Regions from separate parts of the Homo sapiens genome. Here regions 2, 3, 4, 5 and 6 are each linked to region 1. The links are chromatin loops, found by intact Hi-C in ENCODE. Cell type or tissue: endothelial cell of umbilical vein. All regions are shown on one strand. Region 1 overlaps NAP1L1 (nucleosome assembly protein 1 like 1). Region 2 overlaps LOC105369844 (a long non-coding RNA gene). Region 3 overlaps OSBPL8 (oxysterol binding protein like 8). Region 4 holds the start of GLIPR1L1 (GLIPR1 like 1). Region 5 holds the start of LOC105369846 (a long non-coding RNA gene). Region 6 overlaps GLIPR1 (GLI pathogenesis related 1).

Region 1 (4,000 bases):
GGGCTGAGGGTCAGCTCTGCCCGCAAGTTATATTCTGGCATAAATACAAACCTGGCTTCCCAGTTCTAATGAAAGTTTGTCAAGACAGGCACATTGGGCATATTTTCATTAAACAGTACTTTTAAATATTTAAACATACGGTATCTCCATTGTACTCTTGCCCCAGGCCTTCAAGTGTGTAGAATCATGCCTGCCTTGTAGTAATTTTTTTCTCTCCCAATATTTAATCTACACATTTAGTCAGGAAATCCTACTGGTTAGGCCTTCAACTACATCTGGATTCTGTCCACTTCCTTCATTACCACCCTGATCCAAATCACCATCATATCCCCCCACTGGATTACTATGATGGCCTCCTAACTTGTCTCCCTGATTCTATCCTTGTTATCTATTTTCAGCATAGCACCCAAAGTTATCTCCATCACTTTCTTCAAGTCTTGGCTCAACAGGCCTATCCTGATCACTCTCAAATGGTAGCCACTCAATTCCCCTTAATTTTTCCCATAGCATATATTATCTTCTAACATGCTACTCAATAATTTATTGTACCTATTGCTTATTTCTGTTCCCCTTCCCACTAGAATAGTATGCAAGCTATTCAAGAGGGCAAGGACCATTGTTTCTGATGTGTCCCAATCACCTAGAAAAAGTCTTGATACCAAGTAGATGCTCAACATAGGTAGAAATCTTGAATTGAATTAGAAGTCCATACCCATCATAAAAAGAATATCAATTTTTTCAAATGCTTTTGACAGATTTTTCATGATGCATCCTACTTTTTAAAACTTGAGATGTAAGGACTTGAAATTTGCCCTACAAACATATCTCTGGTATACTTTTTAAATGGATAACTACATGCTAGGCCTCTCTGAATCTTAAATGCTTTTATAGTCAGACATCTAAAATAAATCCCACAAACCTTTTCCCAAGCAACATGCAATTTAATATCATGAGAGGTGTTTATATAAACTAGTATCCTACTGTTTTCTAGTAAGAGTATTTAGAAGCATGAGAAACACAGTAATGGAACTGAGTTGGTAAGTTTCTTACTTGGCAGTTACATAGTCAAACACTTGACTAAAAGTCCATTAATCAATACTGGCTTAAAGACATGTAACAGAACTTGGAAAGTTATTAAGTGTTTAATTCATAATGATTACAAAATTCTGATCTGTAAACCAATTTGCAATATACAGTAGAAACTCATGACAATGATCATTATTAAAGATTTGGATAGACCAAAGGTCAAACATCTTTCAAGAAAAAGTTAAAGCCCAGTAAATTATGAACATGTCACGTTACCCTCATCAGGGTATAAAAGATAACCAAGGCTGGGCGCGGTGGCTCACGCCTGTAATCCCAACACTTTGGGAGGCTGAGGCAGGCGGATTGCCTGAGGTCAGGAGCTCGACACAAGTCTGGCCAACATGGTGAAACCCCGTCTCTACTAAAAATACAAAAAAAAAAAAAACCCACAGCGCCTGTAATCCCAGCTACTCGGGAGGCTGAGGCAGGAGAATTGCTTGAGCCAGGGAGGTGAAGGTTACAGTGAGCCAAGATCACGCCACTGCACTCCAGCCTGGGCAACAGAGCGAGAATCTGTCTCAAAATAAATAATTAAATAAATAAACAAATAGTCTCACAGAGTGCAGTTTAGACTTCTTAGCCTTATTTCATCTTTGAAGTACTATTCAGAAGAAATATTCTAGATTCTAGTTTCCAAAAGTCCTTGAGTTGAAAACGTTAAGTATTAACACAGAACTATCCAGACTTCTTAGGTGGGTGTCCAGAGCTGCCTTCCTTTTCGCCTTAGTAGTTGATGAACTGATGCCTCCTAGTGACCAATCTGTGTAACAGCTTAAAGCAAGTGCTTTATAATGAGTGCTTAGCGCTTTTTTTTAACTGTAGTACAAACACAATTGTGGATCCAAGCACCGTCCATCAGCTGTCTCCGTCCTTTCTGTTCTGCCAGCAGCCTAATTCAGTTCTCTCATCTAAGTTCTTGGGTGGCCCAATCACCTGATCCATACTCATACACATGGCCTTCAGTTTTACTCTTAAAACATGACAGAAAACTTCTATTCGCCTCCAATTGTATACATTCCAATTCCTTACCCTTGCATGACAAGCCCTCCACAGAATGGGTCCTACTTATTTTGACTCGTTCCACTCAACCTTGAGCGAGTGCCAGTCATACATCTCCTTGTCCTCGCAGCCTCCAATTTACCTTCCCAAATCCTCTGTAAACCTTTCATTCTTCAAAGCCCTATTCAAATCCCAGATTTCCTCTGGCTGAGTTAATTCCTTCCTAATCACTTCAAACTCTGATGAGTAGTTATCCAATTTTCACGTCTACTTCACTAAATATCCAAGATCCTGGATGAGTGTTTTCGCCATTGTACCTAACGGAGAGCTGATTGACAGCACTTAAACTGAGGGGAAATGACTAATGTTTTGTCTGGAAATGTATTGATATTATTCAAAATGGGCAAGCAGGCTATCTTATTGAGTATTAACAAGTAACCAGGAAGTCTGATTATTTGTAAACTTGTTATGGTAATATTAGCTTTGAAGTGACAAACGAAAATATGGAACTGGATGAAATGGAGCAGAGAGGAAGGTAATCCAATGAAGGAGGCTGAGAGAACCAGTATTATGTTGTCACAAAACTGCAATCACTCAAAAGTGTTGATATTCTGGCTCTGGGTCTCTGGGGTGACAAGATACCCCAGTAACTAAGAGTGGAAGCAATCCTCTGTCCCCACTGAAGAGCCCAAGAACACCTACCACCTTTCCTAAGTATGCTTCTACTCTGAAACCCGGTAAATGCAACCCGTTGTTTGCAACTCAAATATGTAACTGACAGTCACTTGGGCAAATACCTCCATTTAAGGAACTAAATTCCAAGGATATTTCCCTCTTTTGCTGTCATTTTTCCATTGCCACAAAACACACAGCCTGAGGACATAGGCTGTTCAATTTGATCACTATTGATCTCTGTAAGAAAAAAAAATCCAGTAATGGGCAAATACCTTTCTTAGGTGATAGAGGACATATAGCAGTGAGTGTAGACAATTCCTCCCAAAAACATGAGAATAAAGAAGGTGGTAGTGGTGTTACTTTAGAAGAACAACTCAGGCTTCAGAGAGGGTAAGTTTCATTACAGACAAGGTAATCTAAGAGTAAAAGGGATAAAAGAATTCTGTGGGGTAGCCAGACTCAGAAAGGTGGAATAACACTTTTACAAGAAGATAAAACCCAGGAAATGTTTATGGCAAGCTTGTATGTTGCCACTAAACCTACCAGAAAAAGAAATCCCATTAGAACCGCCCCCATCACAATAACTACCTAAGTAAATCATTGTTGAGTAACAATGAGCACCCCTTAAACATGTCAGAAACCAGAAAGTTTTTGTTTCTAATGAGATTTCATTTACACTTTTAAGTCATTGTCTCAACCTAATTTGTGCATGCATGGTTCTGAGAAAGGTTATCATGCAAAATGAAATAAAAAGCCTTGGGCAAAGCAGGACTCCAATCATAATTAATCCTTTTGGGCCGTATTTAAAGAAAATTACTTTTCTTAGCCCTGTTCACTTATTTCTAAAATGTAGTTATTTGCTTTATGTTCCAGGATATCCTTGATCAAATAATCCTTTTCTAAATCAACTTATTTCGACATATGTGGCCAATGTGGCTGTCATCCTAACCTCCCTTGGCATTCACACCCAGCTCTATTTTATTTACTATCCTACTTTTAGCACTGTGAGCATAAACCATAGGTTCTTCTTTTTACAGGAGAGGTTGGATGCCAGTAGCCTTTAGCCTCCTTCAGCCCATCCTGTACCTTGAACCTGGACATGATGTATAGAGCCCCAGCAACCACTTGATAATAAACCAACTTGCCAAAGACAAAAAGTAGAATGAAAGTCTGCCTGAGAACCATGAAGCTCCCATATCAGTCCCAGAGTCTGTCTAAGCCTAAGAGAAAAACCTATATA
Region 2 (4,000 bases), 410 kb before region 1:
TGCAAGGACATGAAACAATGGGAACTCTAATATACTGTTGACAGGAGTATAAATTGGTATAACCACTTTGGAAGACTATTTGCCATTTTCTACTAAATTTAAAAATATGCAAAAACCAACAACTCACTACTTCCACGCCTAGATATATACCCAATATAAATGCATACACGCATGTAGCCAAAGGTGTATACAAGAAAGGTCATAGCAATATTACTGGCAATAGGCAAAAATTACAAACATCTCCAATGTTCATCTACAATAGAATGGATAAATGTGGTATATTCATGAAATTGAATAGCATACAGCCATAAAAAGGAATTAATCCCAGCTATACACAACAATAATGATGAATCTCACAAATGTAGTATTGAGCAAAAGAAGCCATACACAGAAGAATATATACTGCAGGCCTTTATATTGCTTTTAAAAAGATGCAAAATCAAATTATAGTGCTTAGAAATGCATTCTTAGGTGGAAAACTATAAAGAATATCAAAGTAATTAGCATAGTAGTTAGCATATTGACTATTTTTGAACTGGTAGTGATTGGAAAGCTGCAAGGGGGGCTTCTAGGGTATAAGAAATGCACACATTCATCTGGTAGGTGACAATCACATGAGTTTTCTCTGTAATCACTGAGGTATATATTTTAAAATTTTGTCTACTTTTCTTTCTGCATTATTTCACAGTGGAGAAAAGTTAAAAGAAAAGAAGCAGATGATATAGTCTGTCAATTCATGTTAAAGTGCTGCAAAAAGATCAAATGGAATGAGAAAAAAATAAAAGCTTTAACATTTGATAGTTACAGGTAATGTGCAGCCTTTGGAAGTTTCAGGGAAGTCACAGGGAGAAGAAGTAAAAGAGCCAGCAGTCAAGAGTTAAAGATAAGCAGATAACAGGAAGCAGACAGTAAGTCCCGCCTACTCCACTTTGGAGGGAAAGAAAGAAAAAGGCACAATGATAGCAAGGAAGGATGATGCTACTATTTTATTTTTTGGTGTGTTTCTGTTAAGACTGAAACAATTTGTGAGTACCTTAGTGGACAAACAGAAATGAACCAGTAGAAAGGGAAACTGTAAAAAATGTAACAGAGATGTGATGATTATTGGATCAACACCCTCTACACTGTGGCCTCCAAACTAAACTGTTTTACATCTCCTCCTGCCCTTTGTCCCAACATTTCACAGAGCATGTGGGAAAGGAAGTCAAAATAAGAGAAATAAGAGAAAGCTACATGCTCCATTGTCCATCACCATTTCCCCAGCCGAGAGTAGATTGGAGTGAAGAGAAAGGGAAGTTTTGCCCCGAATAAGGGATTAATGTTCTGAAATAAATTGTCCTTGAGTTTGGAAGGCTTGAAAATGGATTTTTTTTTTTATGTCTGAAATTGCCCTAAGAAGCAGTGAGATTCACTGGTGGTAAGGCAGAGGGAAGGATGAGGCCAAGGTTCAACCAAACTTAAAGACAATTAGGCAAAAGGAATAAGCTTTAGTGATCTATTGTACAGAATGACTGTAATAAATAACAATGCAGTACATATTTCAAAATTGCTCAGAGAGTAGACTTTAAATGTTTTCACCACAAACAAACGGTAAGTATGGGAGCTGATGAATCTGTTAATTAGCCTTATTTAATCATTTCGCAATGTAAACATAGATCAAAATATCACTTTGTACCCCATAATATACACAATTATTATTTGTCAATTAAAAATAACATTTAGAAAAAAACTTAAAGACAATAATGAGAGAGAAAAAAAGCTGGCTAGTGATTTCTCCTGTAGTGGATGCTGTGGTTTTCCACCTAGTCTCTCTCCATAACCTTCTCAGGGCTGAAGCTCTCATTTCTCCAGTATTGTGGGTGTTGGCAGCTGCCTGCTCTTAGCTTTCTCAGGTTTGCCTAAAGCCAAAGACAATCACCCTTCTGAGGTCATACTTCCTTCCTGTGTCCCATGACTGGCCTGTGTAGAACACTGTGAAGGGCCCACCTGATTCCAGAGCTCCCTACGGAATGAAGTGAGGCCTTGGCCTTGACTGCCATTCAGCTTATCCTTTTACCCCAGGATTTCTCAAATTCAGCACTATTGACATTTTGACCTGGATGATTCTTTGTTGTGGTGGCCACTCTGTATATTACAGGGTATTTAGCAGTGTCCTTGGCCTCTATCCACTAGATGCCAGTATGTCTCCAGATGTTGCTAAATATATCCTGGGGTTCCAAACCTTCCCAGTTGAGAACCATGATGCAATCCTGCCCTTTTGACAGTACCCCCTGAGGCGCTGATCCTAAGAGCATTCCCCAATAAACTTCCTGCATACAAATCACCAGATCTGTAGCGCACGCAACAAATTCAGTTCACTCAATAAACACATGTTTATTTATTAGTAAAGTATACCTGTACTACTGTAATTATATCATAAACACTATAGAGCATAAACAAAGAATAATTTAAGGTGAGATAAAAAAATAAACATAATTAGTAGTTCTAGCATTTTCCCCTACTCCTCAAAAGAATGTTTACTAGCACCTTCTAGGGAGCCTAAACCCTACATTGGAGATCAGTACCCTGGGAGCTGGGAGACATCAACAAAAAGAATGTAGGTGGAGTGTTCAGCCTTACTAACACTGAGTTAAGGGAAAACAGGGAGGATACTTAAAATAAAAATACTAGGGGTGACATGGTGATGGGCGGCAAGGTGGAAAAAGTCTGGTTTATATCCAGATGGTATTGATCACTTCAATAGGTATTAGATAAAAGGGACTTGTAGCTAAATAAAGGTCATGTCTTACAGTGTCTACAAATTACCTACTTAAATTCCTATGAAAAAAAAGTAAAACGAAACTTTAAAAGGTAGCAAAGGTAATGAGAAGTAAAGATAAGAAAGACCATGAATCAAAAGTTCAGAGGGAATTGCTTTTAGTTGTATCATTATTGGTAGGCCAGGCGCAGTGGCTCGCGCCTCTAATCCCAGCACTTTGGGAGGCTGAGACATGCAGATCAATTGGGCCCAGGAGTTTGAGACCAGTCTGGGCAACATGGTGAAACCCTGTCTCTACAAAATATACAAAAATTAGACTGGTGTGGTTGTACGTGCCTGTAGTCCCAGCTACTCAGGAGGCTGAGGTGGGAGGTTCACCTGAGCCTGGGGAGTGAGAGGCTGCAGTGAGCCATGATCGTGCCACTGCACTCCAGCCTGGGTGACAGAGACTTTGTCTCAAAAAAAAAAAAAAAAACAAAAAAGTATCGTTATTGGATTATAGATAAATTCTTGAACTTCCAACGCATTCTTTTACCTCTAAACTTAACATTAGGCCATCACAACATTTTATGAGCTTATTAAAATAATACCATACCATTAGAAATAAATAGAAATTTTTAGAGATTCACACAGAAACTGACAGATAATTGTAGTAAGATACTTCATTCCATTATCAGTCCATTTTAGACGAAGTAGTAAAAATAAATGAGATACAGGCTTTGAATAATGTTAAGTAATAATGTTGAAAACATGTTTTTCCCATTTACATTTAAGGCCTAAGTTTCTAACCACTCTTGGAGCATTCTTCAGCTTTTTCTGAAAGTGAGAGAGTTTCAGGGTAATAATCCATGTATCCTCAGGACCAAGTCCCTCATAGATAGAGCTATAGAGGCCAGGTACGGTGGCTTACACCTGTAATCCCAGCACTTTGGGAGGCCAAGGCGGGCAGATCATGAGGTCAGGAGATGGAGACCATCCTGGCCAACATGGTGAAACCCCATCTCTACTAAAAATACAAAAATTGGTTGGGCATGGTGGCGTGTGCCTGTAATTCCAGCTACTCAGGAGGCTGAGGCAGGAGAATCTCTTGAACCAGGGAGTCAGAGGTTGCAGTGAGCCAAGATCGCGCCACCGCACTCCAGCCTGGCAACAGAGCAAGACTCCATCCCCCCCCAAAAAAAAAAAAAAAAAATAGATGAATCTATACACCTCTGTGTATTCTAGAAAAGCATGGGACAAGCT
Region 3 (4,000 bases), 420 kb after region 1:
GCACAACGGCTTGCATCTATAATCCCAGCTACTCAGGAGGCTGAGGTGGGAGGATTGCTTGAGGCCAGGAGTTCAAGACCAGCCTAGACAACATAGCAAGACCTATCTCTAAAAGAAATAAAAATTAAAAAAAGTTAGCTGGGCGTGGTAGCTCACACTGTAATCCTAGCATAGCAGGCATCTGTAGTCCCAGCTACTAGGGAGGCTGAGGTGGGAGCATCACTTGAGCCCAGGTGTTCAAAGCTGCAGTAAGCTGTGATAACACCAATGCACCCTAGTGTGGGCAACAGAGCAAGACCCTGTCTCTTTAAAAAATTAAAAAAAAAAAAAAAAGGTAACTACAAACAGCAAGTCCTAGAAAATTATATAAACCATGACACCATTCTTTTAAAATTGAAAACCAAGCAAAATCTAGTGATACATACATGAGTAAAAAACAATAAAAAAAAGACTTTTTAAAAAGCAAAGAATAATAAAAAGAAAAAAATACAACCTAGTCATGCCCTCTTGGGGCAGGCTCAGGGATAAAAAAGCAGCAGAGGCCGGGCGCGGTGGCTCAAGCCTGTAATCCCAGCACTCTGGGAGGCCGAGGCTGGTGGATCACGAGGTCAGGAGATTGAGACCATCCTGGCTAACACGGTGAAACCTCGTCTCCACTAAAAAATACAAAAAAAAAAAAAATTAGCTGGGCGTGTTGGTGGGCACCTGTAGTCCCAGCTACTTCGGAGGCTGAGGCAAGAGAATGGCGTGAACCCGGGAGGCGGAGCTTGCAGTGAGCCGAGATTGCACCACTGCACTCCAGTCTGGGCGACAGAGCGAGACTCTATCTAAAAAAAAAAAAAGCAGCAGAAAGACCTAAGGTACATGGAAGATTCTAGTTCTTAAGCTGAGTGATAGCTCAATAAGGGCTCATTGTATAATTATGCTCTCATTTACATATGACACATATTCTTTTGTATGTATCAGACAGAACATTTAATGCTAATTTAAAATACTTTATAAGAACCACTAGCAGAATTAATGTAGGTTTTAGCATTCTGTCAGTAAAACATAGGTGTCCATGTCTTGAATAACTTTAAAACAGCCTGAACTGTAAAGTTAGCTCTATTCACCCTTTCTAATCCATTTTCGATGGAAGTATTACTACATGATTTTGATAGCCGTGAAGTAACAAGAATATGCAGAAACAGCAGTATACAGAGTGCACCTCTTTACCAAAAAAACCAGAAAGCCCATGTTTCTATTTATTTTCCCTCACCCCATTCACAAGCATTAACAACTATACAGACAAAAGAGGCTAGGGAATATAAAAATCATTATGATTTCCTACATCAGTTACATAATAGTAGACTATTCAAACATAAGTTTAAGAGGGACAGTGACTTTTTTTCTGTATCCCTTGGCATATAACTGATACTCACTAAATACTCTCTAAATGACTGAATAGATATTTGGCAAATGAATCACTGTGTGACTCCAGTGCAGTTTCACCGTCTCACCTACCAAAGATAACATTACAGTGCCCTCTGCTGTTTCTACTTCAAGTGGAAGTAAAGCAACCTGCTTTGCTACTCACATTACTCATCTTTAGTAGAAATCACACTGAAATAGTTAATATAATTAACATATCTGCTGCATCTAAGGAGAACATGAATCAAAAACATTTTTACCTTCTGAATTCAACTCATCAATATAAAATTTGAAGAATTTTACAAGTTTCAAAGTTTGCCTTTAATCTAAGTGGAAGCTAAAATAAGATGAAGTAATTTTTTAAAGTCATAAATAATAATCTGTATGTAAATCCTATATCTCCTTTTCTTCTAAGGTATACATTTCTTAAATACTCCAATAATTTAAATGTCAGTATAGATCACGTACTTTTTTCATTCTATAGTACATGATACTAATCAAGTACCAAGAAATTACAGCTGACGTTTAAGCAGTCAAAAATGTGTATTTAGGGACTGGGAGTGGTAGCTCACACCTGTAATCCCAGCACTTTGGGAGGCAGGCAGATTATTTGAGGTCAGGAGTTTGAGACTAGCCTGGCCAACACGGTGAAACCCCATCTCTACTAAAAATACAAAATTGGCTGGGCATGGTGGTGCACGCCTGTAATCCCAGCTACTCAGGAGGCTGAGGCAGCCCAGGTTGTGTCCTTGCACTAGGTGACAGAGCAAGACTCCGTGTCAAAAAAAAAAAGTGCATTTAACTTTTGACCCTCCAAAAACTTAAGTACTAATAGCCTACTGTTTGCTGTTGACTGGAAGCCTTATACATAATACGAAGAGTCAACACATATTGTATATGTTGTATGTATTACATATTGTATTATGTAATACAATATATACATAAGCTAAAGAAAATGTTATTAAGAAAATCATAAGAGAAAATACAATTACAGTACTATACCATATTTATTGATACCATAAGTTTATGCCATCTGTTTACAAGATGAATCATCAGTTTGAAATAGCAGCAACCACAGCTGCAGACCTCAATCTAGAGCTAAATATTAAGCAATTAAACTTTTTCTTGTAATGTCATGGCCTTTGTCTGCTTCTTGGGAGCAACCGAAGCATCAACAGTGGTACTTCACATGGGTCCCATAGCGTTATTCAAGGTTTACAATATTGCACGAAACATGATGAAAATAGGCAAGAATGATGAGAAATGACTTTTTAAAGCAATATGCAATTTACTGGAGCAAATAACTTCATACAGAGATGATTAGCATCACACAGCATTTTAAGCAGATATTCGCAACACCTGAGCTCATAGTAATAACAGGAAGTGGTTAGAAAATTATTACAGTAGTACGGTATGTACTAGTTAATGTTATGTAGTTACGATTTAATATTGTATCTTTATGTTTGTTTACATTTTTCTCAACTGGGAATGGCAACGTGTACGGTGTGTGTGAAAAGTTTTGATAAATTTTTACTTATGTAATAGATTTGTGTATATTTTAAAGTAGTAAGAAAATAAACTAGTACCTACATATATTTTATGCATTCATGATATACCTAACCTTTCCTTTATTTTTTCTATGTTTCTAAGGTACAGTTCATCTGTGAGTTTTAAATTGTCACAAACCTCAGAAAAATTTTCCAATATATTTATTTTTAAAAATACACATAGAAGTGGACTCGTGTAGTTAAAAGTTGTCTTGTTCAAGGGTCAACTGTACTTCACTTTAAAAGATATATGGTCTCTAACAAATGATTATACAGACCCAGCCTTTTAATACTTGGCAGAGTACATGATAAAGTCATCTCTAATATTATGTTGTATATTTTTATTTATATATATGCTTGAAATATATAACCTTAAGTAAATTTCTTCTATTCGAAGTAAAAAAGATCTCCATTTGTAAAAACCCAGTTCCTAAGATAAAATATTTCAGTTAATATTTAAAATGCTATTCTATTTATAAAGCTCAGCAGTGCCATTCAGTTCACCTGAGTCCATGTCTAAATATATGAGGTAATTAAAGAAACTGAAGAATCCATTGAAATTAAATGCCAAGTAAGTATCACAAGGCTGAACAACAAAACATAAAAATATTTTGAAGCTTGGTGCAGTGGCTCACACCTGCAATGTCAGCATTTTGGGAAGCCAAGGCAGGAGGATCGGATCGCTTGAGTCCAGGAGTTTAAGACCAGCCTCGGCAATGTAGGAAAACCCTGTGTCTACAAAAAATAAAAATAAAAAAAATTTAGCTGGGCACACGCTTGTAGTCCCAGCTACTCAGGAGGCTGAGGTGGGAAGATCGCTTGAGTCTAGGAGAAGTTGTGGCTGCAGTAAGCTGTGATTGTGCCACTGCACTCCAGCCTGGGTGTCAGAGTAAAACCCTGTCTCAAGAAAATCAAAAACAACATTTTGAGATTTGTGTTCTTTTTTCTATTTTTAAGATTTCTACCTCCTAATGATGATTGTATAATAAATAATATTTATAAAATATTTTGAGTTATTGCATTTAAGAATGAAAAAAGGGCTA
Region 4 (4,000 bases), 700 kb before region 1:
TGTATTTGACAAACATCCACTGAACACCTTCTATCTTCAAATATACCCAGTGTTAGAAAAAGTGAAATATATAAGCTTACCCAGCATTTCCTTTTATGTGATTAAGTCAAAAATATTTATTGAGCCCCTCATATGTATATATACATATATATAACAATTAAAATATAGTTTCTGCTCTCAAGAAGCTTACAGTTGTATACAACATTATTAGAAAGTTAAAGAGAACTCATTTATTTATTCGACCAATTTTTATTGAGAGCCTAAAGATTCAGTTCCTGTTCAAGGTGCTAGAGATGTAGCAATGAAGAAAACAAAGCTACTGTTGTGGTGAAGGCTACAATCTGATAGAGAAGGCAGATGTTAAAAAAATAAATAACATAAATTCAGGAGGTAATTAATGCAATGAAGAAAAATAAAACAGGTTAAATGGATAGGCACTGACAGACAGGGGATATAGAATGATCAGGGAAGACTTCACTGAAGGGAACTCTATAAAGAGCACTGCAGGCAAAAGTAACAGCAAGTGCAAAGATGCTGAGGAGAGAGCATCCTTATCAAGCTGATGGATGTGGCTGATGCAGAATAAGCCAGGAGAGAATGCCAGAGAACTAGCCATGGTCAGATTATGTAGTGTCTTTTGGGCCATACCTAGGACTTCAGATTTTTTATTGTAGCCCCCCACTGTAATGTGAGCCAATTCCTTAAAAGTTCTCTTTCTCTTTGTATACAAACATATGTATATGTATATATGCCTATAGACATCTGTATCTCTCTCTGTGTAGATGTATATATGTCTATAGGCAGACACACACACATATATGTGTATACAAACAGATTTATACATAGAGAGAACTTTACATATATAAATGTATGTGTGTATATGTATGTGTGTATATGCCTATAGATATCTTTATATCCAGGAAGAGACATATATATATAGACACATGTAGATGTATATAACTGTATTGATTTATCTATCTGTATACCTACACACACACATATACACACACACACACACGTATATATGTTCATGTCTTTGGGTGTGGGATATCAGAAGCTCAGTTTGGACTATGTATGTGATATGAAAGTAGTATATACAGCAATTCTCCATTAGCTGGTAGTAGACTAGAAATATATTATCTATTGCCCAGTAGAATTTCCATTAGGATCCTTGCATTTTTCGTTTTCTTATAATCTAATTTTCTGCTTTTTATTTTTAAAAAGATAGTAGCTGCATCAAAGTAGTTTGTTTTGGTTTTTGTTTTTTGTGTCAAGGTTGACTATGGCGGATCATTCAGCAGATGTAAGTACGTGTTCACTTGAATTAAACAGCATTGTAAACAACTTCAAATTACTAAGTAAAGGTATTTATTTGAAACATAGAAATACTAAAAAAAATTAATGTCATGGGGAAAAATGCTGGTTTATTACAGAATATCAATATAACTGATGTAATGAATTTAAAACATTAAGCCAAATGACGTTGATTTATATTGCATTGCAGGTAAAATAGACAATCAAATGTACTCTGTCCATCCCAGTCTCAGTGTATCAATTAAAGCAACTCTTGGAGTCTACCAGTCACCATACAGTGGCTCTGTTCCAAACTATCAAAAAGGGAAGATTTTGTCAAGAGGAACTACTTGGCTACATTTTCCAAGCATCTATTGTTATCTATCTAAGCATTCGGTCTCTTCAGACGAAAAAACAGAAGGAAATTATTAAATGTTTGACAAGTTGATAATTTAGGATCACTGTATGTCACTGTATAAGAATTGCCTATTCTTACTCTATTCCCAATCTCTGAGGGAAGTGGCAATATGATTCTAGATTATTTAGAACAATAAAAATCTATACACGGAAGCTGCGTCTAAGAAACGAATATATAGTGCTTTGCACTCGACTGGCCCATTGTCAGCATCCCGCACTTGTTCTTTACCTAACTTGTGTGGCTTGCATATTGCAATCTGTATTACAATCCAGACGCGCTCTGCAGATTACAGATTGGATCCACAGAAAGCAGTTTGGATGGTTGAAATTCCCTCCACCAGAGGGCGACTCAGAGCTTTCCCCTGTAGCTCAGAGCTTTGTGGAAGGGGAACCCTGCTGCCTGTTCTTCCCCACAGCGACACTGACAAGTTGATCCAGCCGCGCTGGGCTCGAGCCTGTGCGGCAGGATGGAGCCAAGGGAGAGCGTGGTGCGGGGGCGTGGGGAAATCGGGTTGCCCCAGCCGTTACTGGTCCGCGCAGTCAGGGCATCCTCCGCATCCTCCACATCCTTCCATGGCTCTGAAGAATAAATTCAGTTGTTTATGGATCTTGGGTCTGTGTTTGGTAGCCACTACATCTTCCAAAATCCCATCCATCACTGACCCACACTTTATAGACAACTGCATAGAAGCCCACAACGAATGGCGTGGCAAAGTCAACCCTCCCGCGGCCGACATGAAATACATGGTGAGAAAGAACCAGGGCTGGGCTCTTAAATCCCTGACTCATCCTGAGGTATCTGGGTGATAAATTTCACGGACTTAACTTGTACTAATTCAATCCGGACTTTACATATATGCAGTTAAAAAGAAAAAAATTCACACCTTGGTTGGGCTGTCTCCTCCAGAGTCATAGGAGTGAACAAGAAAGGAAGACTTGAAGCTGTTCCTTGCCTCTTGCGGGGAAGGTGGGGATGCTGGAGCAGTGTTTGGAAGTTGCTTTGTTGCACCACTAAAGTTATAAGTACTGAACACAGGATTATTTTGTTTTCTTTCTTCCATTTTTTAGCTAGCAATTTCCACCCCCCACAACCAAGATACAAGATACCAAAGAAATAGCCCAGGAATGGAGATTCTCTTGTTCTCTTACTTATTTTTATATCATATGAATCCAAGATCAAAACAACACTTCATGTGTAGTATTATTTGAAAAAAATACAGTACTCTATTGAAGAATAAGCATAAAAAGCATTGGATTATTAAATAATCCATAGAATTTACAAAATTTTAAATACTTGACTATGAATTGTATGATTGGAAATTTCCCTTGCATTGTAACTTTTTCTTGTTTATAAATGCATCACTATGAGCATAAACGTTGATAGTATTAGTCTATTTTATGTGCTATGCAGATGTAGATACAGTATAACTCATATCTATTCCAGCTTTCTTCTTTTCTATCCAGTGGAAAACAAAAGTAATTATAAAATCACAACTCAGGCATTAAAATAAGTTCAAAACTGTACTAGTCTACTGTATAAGAAAATTATATTTTGATGGAGAAAGATTCAAATATGTATCAGAAATGAAACAAGAATAAACTAATCTCTTTAATGCAGAATTGTTAAGATATTTTAATATATAATGTTTACCAGCTTGGGGTTGTCCAAGGCATAAATTAACTAGAAATAAATCTTCAACGGAATTCAGAAATACTAATATTAGTATTAATATGGTTGATGCCTTTAGAGTTTTATTGTAAATGTATGATAAAAAAGAGTAAATGTGGGGTTAAATATAATAAATGTTCTTTATATTTCTTTTGTACTCATTGACTATTTAAAGCAAAATATGATAACAATGAATTGTGGAGTTTATAATAATGTAGAAACTAAACACATTATAACCAATGCATAAAAAATGAAGTGAAGTGTCAATAGAATTATTCTGCTGAAAGTTCCTTATATTGTTAAGAATCACAATAATATTTCTGGATGGACCGTGAGAAGTTAAGAATGCATATTTTAATATCTAGGATAACCATTAAAAATATACAAAGAAGTAGAGCTAAAAATCCAGTAAGTAGAATACTAAAGTCCTTGATTAATTTTTGGAAAACAGGAACAAGGAACAAAAGAACAAAGAGGGAATCATTTAAAAATAGCAAATGGTAGACTAAAACTTAACCATGTTAAAATTACATTAAATGCAAATGACTACTACATACTTTAATTAAAAATAAAGATTATCAGATTGGATTAATGCTTTTGTAACAGAAACATATCACAAAT
Region 5 (4,000 bases), 260 kb before region 1:
GGAGTAGGTGAGACCCAGGTAGAAAGTTGTTTCAGATAGAGAAAATGAGATTGGCAGAGAGATGGAGTGTGGGGCATTCCAGAAACACAAGCTATCTCACTACCGGGCGAGTAGATTTTTGCTCCCACTGCTGTATCCTGTTTACAACCTCTTTTGACATAGACAGGATAGTTAAGACAACATCTGTGAGCTTTTACCATATTTGGATGCAATTCTTTTTTCAGCTCTCAAATTTGGTGACAATACTATTTCCCTTTACATTTCTTCTCCCTCATGCCATGTTCTGCCCCTCCCAGTGACCTCTGCAGTCTGGCTCCTTTGCAATCTTCAGCTGCCTTCCGACTACGTCATTATCACCATTGAAGGGCTAATGAGACTGGACAGGAGGGCTGGTGCCTACCATACTGGTGCTTAAGTTCGACTCCCAGCTGCCTACATTTCTCTGGTTCACAGAATTCCACTGTTCTCCTTTCAGGAAGAAAAGGATTACAAGATTAGCTTCATGATACCATTTCCAGCCTACCATATATAGTAAGAGGAAGCAATTAAATGTGACTTCCATGACAACCTTTCAATCTTCAGCCAGACTCCCCACTAGGATATCTGTCTGGAGGGAGGCAGCAGGGGTTTCAACTATGTAGGTGAGGTCAAGGAGTATATAATTACAGCCAAGTGCTACAGAGTCTAACAACTCTTTTAGCCTCCTGCCGCAAACAGCAACCAGTGTGTGAATAAGGCACAAAACAGTTGCCCAAGTTAGAAAGCCAATATTGTGGGGAATCTGGAAGTCTAGCTTCCATGGGTAGTGCAAAAGAGAGTCCTTGAAGTAAATAGACTCAAACAGCTTTAGGAAACACTGTTAACCATGCCTAGCTAGCCTTGATTTCAGCTGCAATGGAGAAAAGAAATACATTTGTCAGAATCCTATCTTTTTTTTTTTTTCAAGACTCAGCCATTCCAAGAAGCCTTCCCAAAAGCATGAAGTCAGAATGGTCGTCAACAACAGTAAATCACAGAGATTTCTGGGGTATAAGAAGAAAAACAAATGCTTTTCAAACCATTACCTTCTCAAGGAAGGTGGATAGACCTTCTAAAGGAAAACTCAAGATCTCCACTTCTGTTTTGAGCTCATAAATGGAGAAAGAGTATTTTATTTAGGTGAACATTTTGAGATTTGGGTTGGCAAAGGAGGGCTTACTTACAGTGGAGTTTGAGGGATATGATTTGTTGTGCATCATAAAGAGAGGAGAATGTGGCATCCCTGGGAACTCTAAAGTATGGAAGGAGGACTGGGTCTAGGAGTCGAGGCAAAATCTCCAGCTTCAGGAAACCATTACAGCTGCGGAGAAACTTTGGCCCAGGCTTTAGGGTTCTTGTATCTCTCTCTTAAGAGGAGAGATGTCTGTTGACCTTGGAGAAGAAATGAAGCATGAACCTGGGACAAGAGCCCGTTAGTCCCACATGGTTCTAGCTGGTGCAGCACAGAGCCCTGGCAAACTAGGAGTTAGTAAGGACTCAGATGAAAAGATGGAGGGGGAAGGGAAAGGAGAAGTCAGCAAAACGGCAAATGGTGCTGTAGAGAGTGGCTTGACAGCAGGGGAAACAAGTGCTCTGAGGCAGGATGGCCCAAAGAACTTCTAGAAGCAGGAGAGCTAATATTCAGTTTTAAATAGCTTGCTTTTTTGCAGCATAAACTCCTCCTTAAAGCATCAGTGAAATCTGCTGCACATACAAGGGCTTTGAGTGAGTGACTATTTCTGGGAAATCAAGAAAAGTGGCTCAGGTCCAGGTCTGCATCCGTGTGAAACAAAACAAGAATGATATAGATAGGAGAGGGGGAAAAAAAAAAATAACATGAGCAGGACGCAAAAAACAGAGATAAGACCATGACAAATAAGCCCTCCAGAAATGTGCATAATCCTGTGTCATGAGTCTGACTTTTCTCAATTCTAGAATGGGGTATGGAGAAGGTAATCTTATCTAGACCTCAGGGGCAGGTGACTCAGCTATCTGTCACTCAAGTGATATATAATGATTCTGCTGAGGCTTATGTCATGTGATTTGAAGGATGCAACAAGAATTTCCTAAACAAAATATCTAATATTTCCTCTTGGCTTGTGCCAGAGCCTGAAATCAACACCATCATCATTCTTTCAGGGTGAAGCATGAAAATCTTCCCTTAAAATACAATCATACTCTGACACTCATTAGGATCACTACTATCAAATAAAAAAAAAAAACAAACCCAGAAAACAACAAGTGTTGGCAGGGATGTAAAGAAGTTGGAACTTTTGTGCACTGTTTATTGGGTTGTAAAATGATGCAGCCACTACGGAAAAGCGTGGCTGTTCTTTAAAAAATTACAAATAGAGCTACCATGTGGTCCAGAAATCCCATTTCTGGGTATATTTCCAAAATAATTGAAAGCAGGATCTCAAAGAGATATGTGAACACTCATGTTCTTAGCAGCACTATTCCCAATAGCAAAGAGGTGGAAGCAACCCAAATGTCCATTAATAGATGAATGGATAAACAGAATGTGCTATGTACATGCAATGGAATACCATGCTCCCTTAAGAAGGAAGGACATCTTGTTATGTGCTAAGACAGAAATGAACCTTGAGGACAGTATGTTAAGTAAAACAGGCCAGTCACAAAAGGACAATAACCATACGATTCCACTTATACGAGGTATCTAAAGTAGTCAAATGTATAGATATGAAAATGCAGAATGGTGGTTACCAGAGTTTGGGAGGAGGGGGAAGTAAGGAATCGTTTAATAACTACAGAGGTTCAGTTCTGCAAGACGAAAACCTTCCGGGGATCCATTTCATACCATTAGAGATAAGCTGAACCCTACAGAACTGTCCACTTAAAAATGGTTAAGATGGTAAATTGTATATGTTTTTTAACCACTATAAAAGTGCAACCATTTTCTGTATAACAGGTCATCTTAAACCATCCTCCTTTACACTTTGTTATGAATTAATTTATCAGATTAGCTTCATTCTCTGAAGGACAGATGTGTCAGTTTTTATAAAGAGGAGAGCCAAAAGGGTGTTAGGAAAGGGAGGCTCAGGGCATCATAGAAGTCTCTGGGCATCTGGGAAGATGACCAGGCACAGAAGCTAGGCAGCTAATGGAGAGTGGAGTGGGGACTGCAGAAGCATGAAAGAGAGCGGGGCAACACAAAGACATGAGAAAATGCACTAAAAATACATTTTTTCTCATATTTTCCCTGAAGCTGCTATCCTTGGGTGACCTCAAGAACTTACAGGCAGTGAAAAGTTGCCTTTGCAAAGGCTGCCCTGAGAGACACTCAGAATAACACGGCTTGAAGGGCCCTTCTGGCAAGCGCATCACAGCTGGGTTTCCAGGACCACAAAGGCAGACTGAAACTTTCTCCATTAGCTGTGAGTGTGCCCTGCTGAACCTTGTGGGCCCAGATGGTGCTTATTTTTAGGCACCTTCGTCTTTCCATGACTAACTGGGAACAGTAAAGTATGGAGCTGGGTCTAAGAGCCAAGGCAAAGTCTCTATTTCAGGAAAGCATTACAGCTGGGGAGAAGCTTTGGCTCAGCAGTCTCCTGGGTTCCTGCCCCTCTGTTAAAAGGAGAGACGTCTGTTCACCTTAAGCACAAACGGGGTCATGGACTTGGGGCTGAGGAAGCCCTGAGAACATATCAGTCCCAAATAGCTACAGCTGGTGCAAAAGGAGACTGGGCAAAGAGCTGCTGCTTGACTGTTACCCCGATGCTGCCCCGATGGGATGATTCTGCACTGATGGGCTTTCAGCACTTAGTCCTGGCCTGCCTGGGCCACTCATCCACCCGTGGGCAGGACTCCAAGCCTCCAACTTTCATGACTCTTTGCTCCAGGCCTTGCCCACACTGCATCAAGGCCAGCCTAGCATGAAGCTCTCATGTCCTCAGAAGGCACCTGGCAGAGAAGCTCAGTGTGTGCAGAAAAGAAGTACAAGGTTTTCTGAGAGTTCACTGAG
Region 6 (4,000 bases), 550 kb before region 1:
AAAATGAATTTCTCCTAAATTTACTTCATAAACTAACAATTTTGGTTTACATTTACAAATAAATTTAACCAGGAAATAAGTTTCCTTGGATTCCAACAAGACCTAGGGGAGTAGAAAGCTAAATCTAGATAGCCTACAAGTGGTACTTGTACTGTTATGCATTGCGGTATTTAAATACTCAGAAATAATTGTCAGTTTGAGGGTGCCTACTTTCATTTATTTATTAGTCAGTGTTTAAGCTTTTACCCTATAACAGGCACTAGTGATATGTCTTAGTCCAGATTCTTGGAAAACAGAGCCTGAGACAATAGTTTATGAGCTAACATTTTATTGGGATACAATCTTGGAGAAGCGGAAGTGAGGAGAAATAGGGAATGAGCCAGGGAAGGAGGAGAAATACAGCTGGAAATGGTCCCTGGCCCTCAGAAATTGACCTTTTGGGAGAGACTTATGTGTAAATGGATTATGACAGTGTTTGGCTAGTACAATTTAGAGAAGCTGACAAAGTGCCATGTGAGCAAGGAGGACAGAATGAGCAACTTATCCGGCCAAAAGGAAGTGTAAAGCTTCACACTGCTGGAGACATGTGAATTGGTACTTGAAAACTGAGTGGGAATTTTTCAGATGAAAAGGAAAGGGAAGAGAATTCTCAGCAAGGTGTGGAAAGTATACAATGTGTATGAATGGGCCTGGTACTTTAGATCAATGGCAAGAAGCTCAGCATGCCAAATATATAGAGGTCAAAAGACTGTAAAATTGACAACAGACTCCTAAACCATGCTCAATACACAAGTTAAGACACTCCATGTTCACCATTCCAGGAAATCGAAAGAAGAGAACATTTGAGTTTATGCCATAAATGCCTGAGATTTCACAGATGGCCCTCCCAAAATTAACTGAGCTTACTTGTAAAATTTCCCCTTACATCTAAGGGAAAAAAGGAGGACTAATATTTTGGTCATGAGAAAATTCATTTTCTAAAACCCAGTCCCATACATACAGATATTAAAACCCAAGCTCAGTGATCCTAACATGAGTGATCCTCTTTAAGAAACCACTACATTCTACCCCCACTTCAGAAGAGGGGCACTCATCACGGGGAGAATGTCCAAGAACCCCCTGGGCTGGGAAGATAGAGCAGCAGCAATCACTTTTTAAATGGGCATAGTGTTTAGCTCTCTACACTGAAGACCTCATTCAATTATTACCACAAATCTATTAAGGAGATGTTAATGGTATTACCCACAGGTGAATAAACAGACTTAGAGAGGTTAATAAGTTGTTCCCCTGATGTCATTTAGCTAGTAAGATGAAGAGTTGAGGTTCAGATATTAGATATGTTGGAAGGCTTAAATAATAATTTCACTTGCGTCCTTGTGAAGAGACCACCAAACAGTCTTTGTGTGAGCAATAAAGCTTTTTATCACCTGGGTACAGGCAGGCTGAGTTCAAAAAGAGAGTCAATGAAGGGAGATGGGGTGGAGCTGTTTTATAGGATTTGGGTAATGGAAAATTACAGTCAAAGGGGGTTGTTCTCTGGCTGGCAGGGGTGGGAGTCACAAGGTGCTCAGTGGGGGAGCTTTTGAGCCAGGATGAGCCAGGAGAAGGAATTTCACAAGGTAATGTCATCAGTTAAGGCAGGAACAGGGCATTTTCACTTCTTTTGTGATTCCTCAGTTACTTCAGGCCATCTGGATGTATACGTGCAGGTCACAGGAGATATGATGGCTTAGCTTGGGCTCAGAGGCCTGACAAATAAAATATGTATACATTACCTAATAAAATACTAGTATTTAGTAGGCATTGAACAAAGGGTAGATCCTTACATAAGCTGGTTTTCCAACAATCATAATGGAAGAAGGATCTGATAGCTAGGTGAAAGACTGTTTTCATCATGACAAGAAATCTTCCTGGGGGACTCAAAACTACTCAATTGCTGTGTTAAATTCATGCTGAACAGTTACTTTAAGTGGATATTACAACCTCCTACTTATCCTCATCTTCTCTTCAAAAATCGAGCTATTTGCAGATTTTGGCTGATGATGGGAGGTTGTACAGAATAAAGAAAATAGATTCAGGCCCATTAACTCCTCACAAAATGTATGATATTTCTTGATGTATTCATTCAACACTTTAGCTTTGTCTTCACTGGAGATAGACTGGCATTGAGAAAAAATGTTGGTGTATAAAATGGAAGATGACTCAAATTCGACATTCTGTTGCTGACAGTTCAGCTTTATAAAGTTTAGAAATAGTTTAATTAAAGTATCTGGGCAGGGTAGAGGATTACTTGGATTTGATAGTGCTAGGATTTCTCACTAGATGGCGCTACTGATCTTATTTTAGTTTTTCTCTTCCTGCCTCCTCCTCTCACCCTCTTGACAGCTTTATTTTATTTATTTATTTATTTATTTATTTATTTTTTTGAGACGGAGTCTCGCTCTGTCGCCCAGGCTGGAGTGCAGTGGCGGGATCTCGGCTCACTGCAAGCTCCGCCTCCCGGGTTCACGCCATTCTCCTGCCTCAGCCTCCCAAGTAGCTGGGACTACAGGCGCCCGCCACTACGCCCGGCTAATTTTTTGTATTTTTAGTAGAGATGGGGTTTCACCGTTTTAGCCGGGATGGTCTCGATCTCCTGACCTCGTGATCCGCCCGCCTCGGCCAGCTTTATTTTTATACTCGCATAGAACCATGGAAATGTGACCTGTTTCACAATTTCTGTAGTAGGTTTCATATATGTTACAATGTTACCATACTCCCGATAATGAACCAGAAGAGCTCATACCGAGAATTGAAAGGGAAAGATGGTAGGAAGGGGTTGTGGGCCTATAAGGGAGACATCTTCCTTCCCTCTGGGTTCCCCAGGTGCAGTGCTTTTGTAAGAAAGGTATAAAGAGTGGTTCCTGGTTCTGAAGAGCTTGCTAAAAGAGAAAACACTCTAAAAGCATCTTGCTGAGGGCATGGACTGTCCTCACAGTACTTCATGGCCAGGCAGAATTAGGTTCCAATCTTTTACCTACAAAAGGAAGAGCAATAACACTTTATAAGGATTAAACATGATGTCACATGTAAAATGCTTAATGATACACCTAAGTTCTCAAAAATGAGTAGCGCTTATAATTATGGTTTTTTGTTTACTACAGTAAGAAAACATACAACAGAAACCTGCCTGATAAAAAAAAAAATTAAAGTGTTAAGAATTTTTAAGCCTAAGAAACTTAGTGGTAAGGGAATGAAACAAGAATATTTGCTGAGTGCTTGCTATGTTCCAGAAGCTCATTTAAAACTTCAAAATAGGCCTATGGAGTTGGTATTGTTATTATCCTCATTTAATAGATAAGGAACCTAAGACCAAGGTCACACTGTAAGTGGCAAAGCTTGAATATGAACTCAAGCCTTGTGGCTCCAAAGCCCACAAGTTTAACCAAAAACCAGAGTGCCCATGAAGCTTTTAAAAAGAGACTGACTTGGATAGATAAACTGTGCTACATCCACGTAATAAATATTACTCAGCAATAAAAAGCAGTGACTACAAATGAATACAACAAATGCCTATACTAAGTGAAAGAAGCCAGATTCAAAAAGCTATATTTAGACTGATTCCATTCATATAACATTCTGGAAAAGGCAAAACTACAGAAACAGATTAATGACTGCTGGGGTCTGGTGGGGGTTGACCACAAAGGGGCTCAAGGGAACTTTCTGGGGCGATAAAAATATTCTATATCTTGAATGTGGTAGTGGCTACACAACTGTATTCTTTTGTCAAAATTCATAGAAATGTACATCTAAAAATCATAAATGTTATTGTATCTTTATTATACCCTAATAAACCTGACTTTTAAAAAAAGAGGCCAACTAAAACACACAAAATGAATGGTAACTAACATTTGCACACTTCTGAGGAAAAAGTATTAAAATGGGGAAGGGATCCAAAGATTAAGAATACTTTTGATATAACAACGCTACAGAAGAAAGTGCTGGAAGACCAAAGGATAAA

What was found. Hi-C counts contacts between places; a loop is a spot of excess contacts. Peaks named below come from ENCODE experiments on the same cell type or tissue, not always from the same donor. Only the 100,000 strongest peaks of a DNase experiment are listed, where the experiment ranks them.
Region 2: it touches region 1 in a loop (12-fold over the local background); 35 of 110 quality-filtered maps call a loop at or near these places.
Region 3: a loop joins it to region 1, with 10 times the contacts of the local background. A loop is called at or near these places in 14 of 110 quality-filtered maps.
Region 4: it touches region 1 in a loop (22-fold over the local background); 20 of 110 quality-filtered maps call a loop at or near these places.
Region 5: it touches region 1 in a loop (3-fold over the local background); 6 of 110 quality-filtered maps call a loop at or near these places.
Region 6: it touches region 1 in a loop (10-fold over the local background); 10 of 110 quality-filtered maps call a loop at or near these places.

The regions. Positions count from the first base shown.
Region 1 is chr12:76,035,462-76,039,461 of GRCh38, forward strand. NAP1L1 (nucleosome assembly protein 1 like 1) reads right to left here. Exons shown (of 15, transcript NM_004537.7): 15 at 1,124-4,000. Among named protein-coding and RNA genes, the nearest start is that of PHLDA1-DT, 5.6 kb to the left of the region's middle. In endothelial cell of umbilical vein, CTCF peaks have their summits at 1,837 (motif pointing left) and 2,039; DNase peaks (open chromatin) are centred at 1,970 and 2,500; H3K27ac peaks cover 1,670 bases.
Region 2 is chr12:75,621,802-75,625,801 of GRCh38, forward strand. The region is part of intron 9 of LOC105369844 (a long non-coding RNA gene); the gene reads right to left. Among named protein-coding and RNA genes, the nearest start is that of KRR1, 110 kb to the left of the region's middle. In endothelial cell of umbilical vein, no CTCF peak of the experiment used is centred here; a DNase peak (open chromatin) is centred at 1,950; H3K27ac peaks cover 511 bases.
Region 3 is chr12:76,454,413-76,458,412 of GRCh38, forward strand. The region is part of intron 3 of OSBPL8 (oxysterol binding protein like 8); the gene reads right to left. Among named protein-coding and RNA genes, the nearest start is that of OSBPL8, 100 kb to the right of the region's middle. In endothelial cell of umbilical vein, a CTCF peak has its summit at 1,527 (motif pointing left); a DNase peak (open chromatin) is centred at 1,499; H3K27ac peaks cover 653 bases.
Region 4 is chr12:75,332,446-75,336,445 of GRCh38, forward strand. GLIPR1L1 (GLIPR1 like 1) reads left to right here and starts at 2,225. Exons shown (of 6, transcript NM_001304964.2): 1 at 2,225-2,457. The coding sequence starts at 2,284. It also overlaps a transcript of CAPS2 not described here. RefSeq lists a silencer at 1,962-2,071. In endothelial cell of umbilical vein, a CTCF peak has its summit at 2,052 (motif pointing right); a DNase peak (open chromatin) is centred at 2,066; H3K4me3 peaks cover 308 bases; H3K27me3 peaks cover 243 bases.
Region 5 is chr12:75,779,827-75,783,826 of GRCh38, forward strand. All of the region lies in intron 1 of LOC105369844 (a long non-coding RNA gene), which reads right to left. LOC105369846 (a long non-coding RNA gene) reads right to left here and starts at 1,639. Exons shown (of 5, transcript XR_001749217.2): 1 at 1,065-1,639; 2 at 401-468. In endothelial cell of umbilical vein, no CTCF peak of the experiment used is centred here; a DNase peak (open chromatin) is centred at 1,885; H3K27ac peaks cover 866 bases.
Region 6 is chr12:75,483,143-75,487,142 of GRCh38, forward strand. All of the region lies in intron 2 of GLIPR1 (GLI pathogenesis related 1), which reads left to right. It overlaps GLIPR1-AS1 (GLIPR1 antisense RNA 1), which reads right to left. Exons shown (of 2, transcript XR_007063373.1): 2 at 312-3,016. Among named protein-coding and RNA genes, the nearest start is that of GLIPR1, 4.4 kb to the left of the region's middle. RefSeq lists a silencer at 2,238-2,407 and an enhancer at 3,999-4,000. In endothelial cell of umbilical vein, a CTCF peak has its summit at 2,308 (motif pointing right); no DNase peak of the experiment used is centred here; H3K27ac peaks cover 46 bases.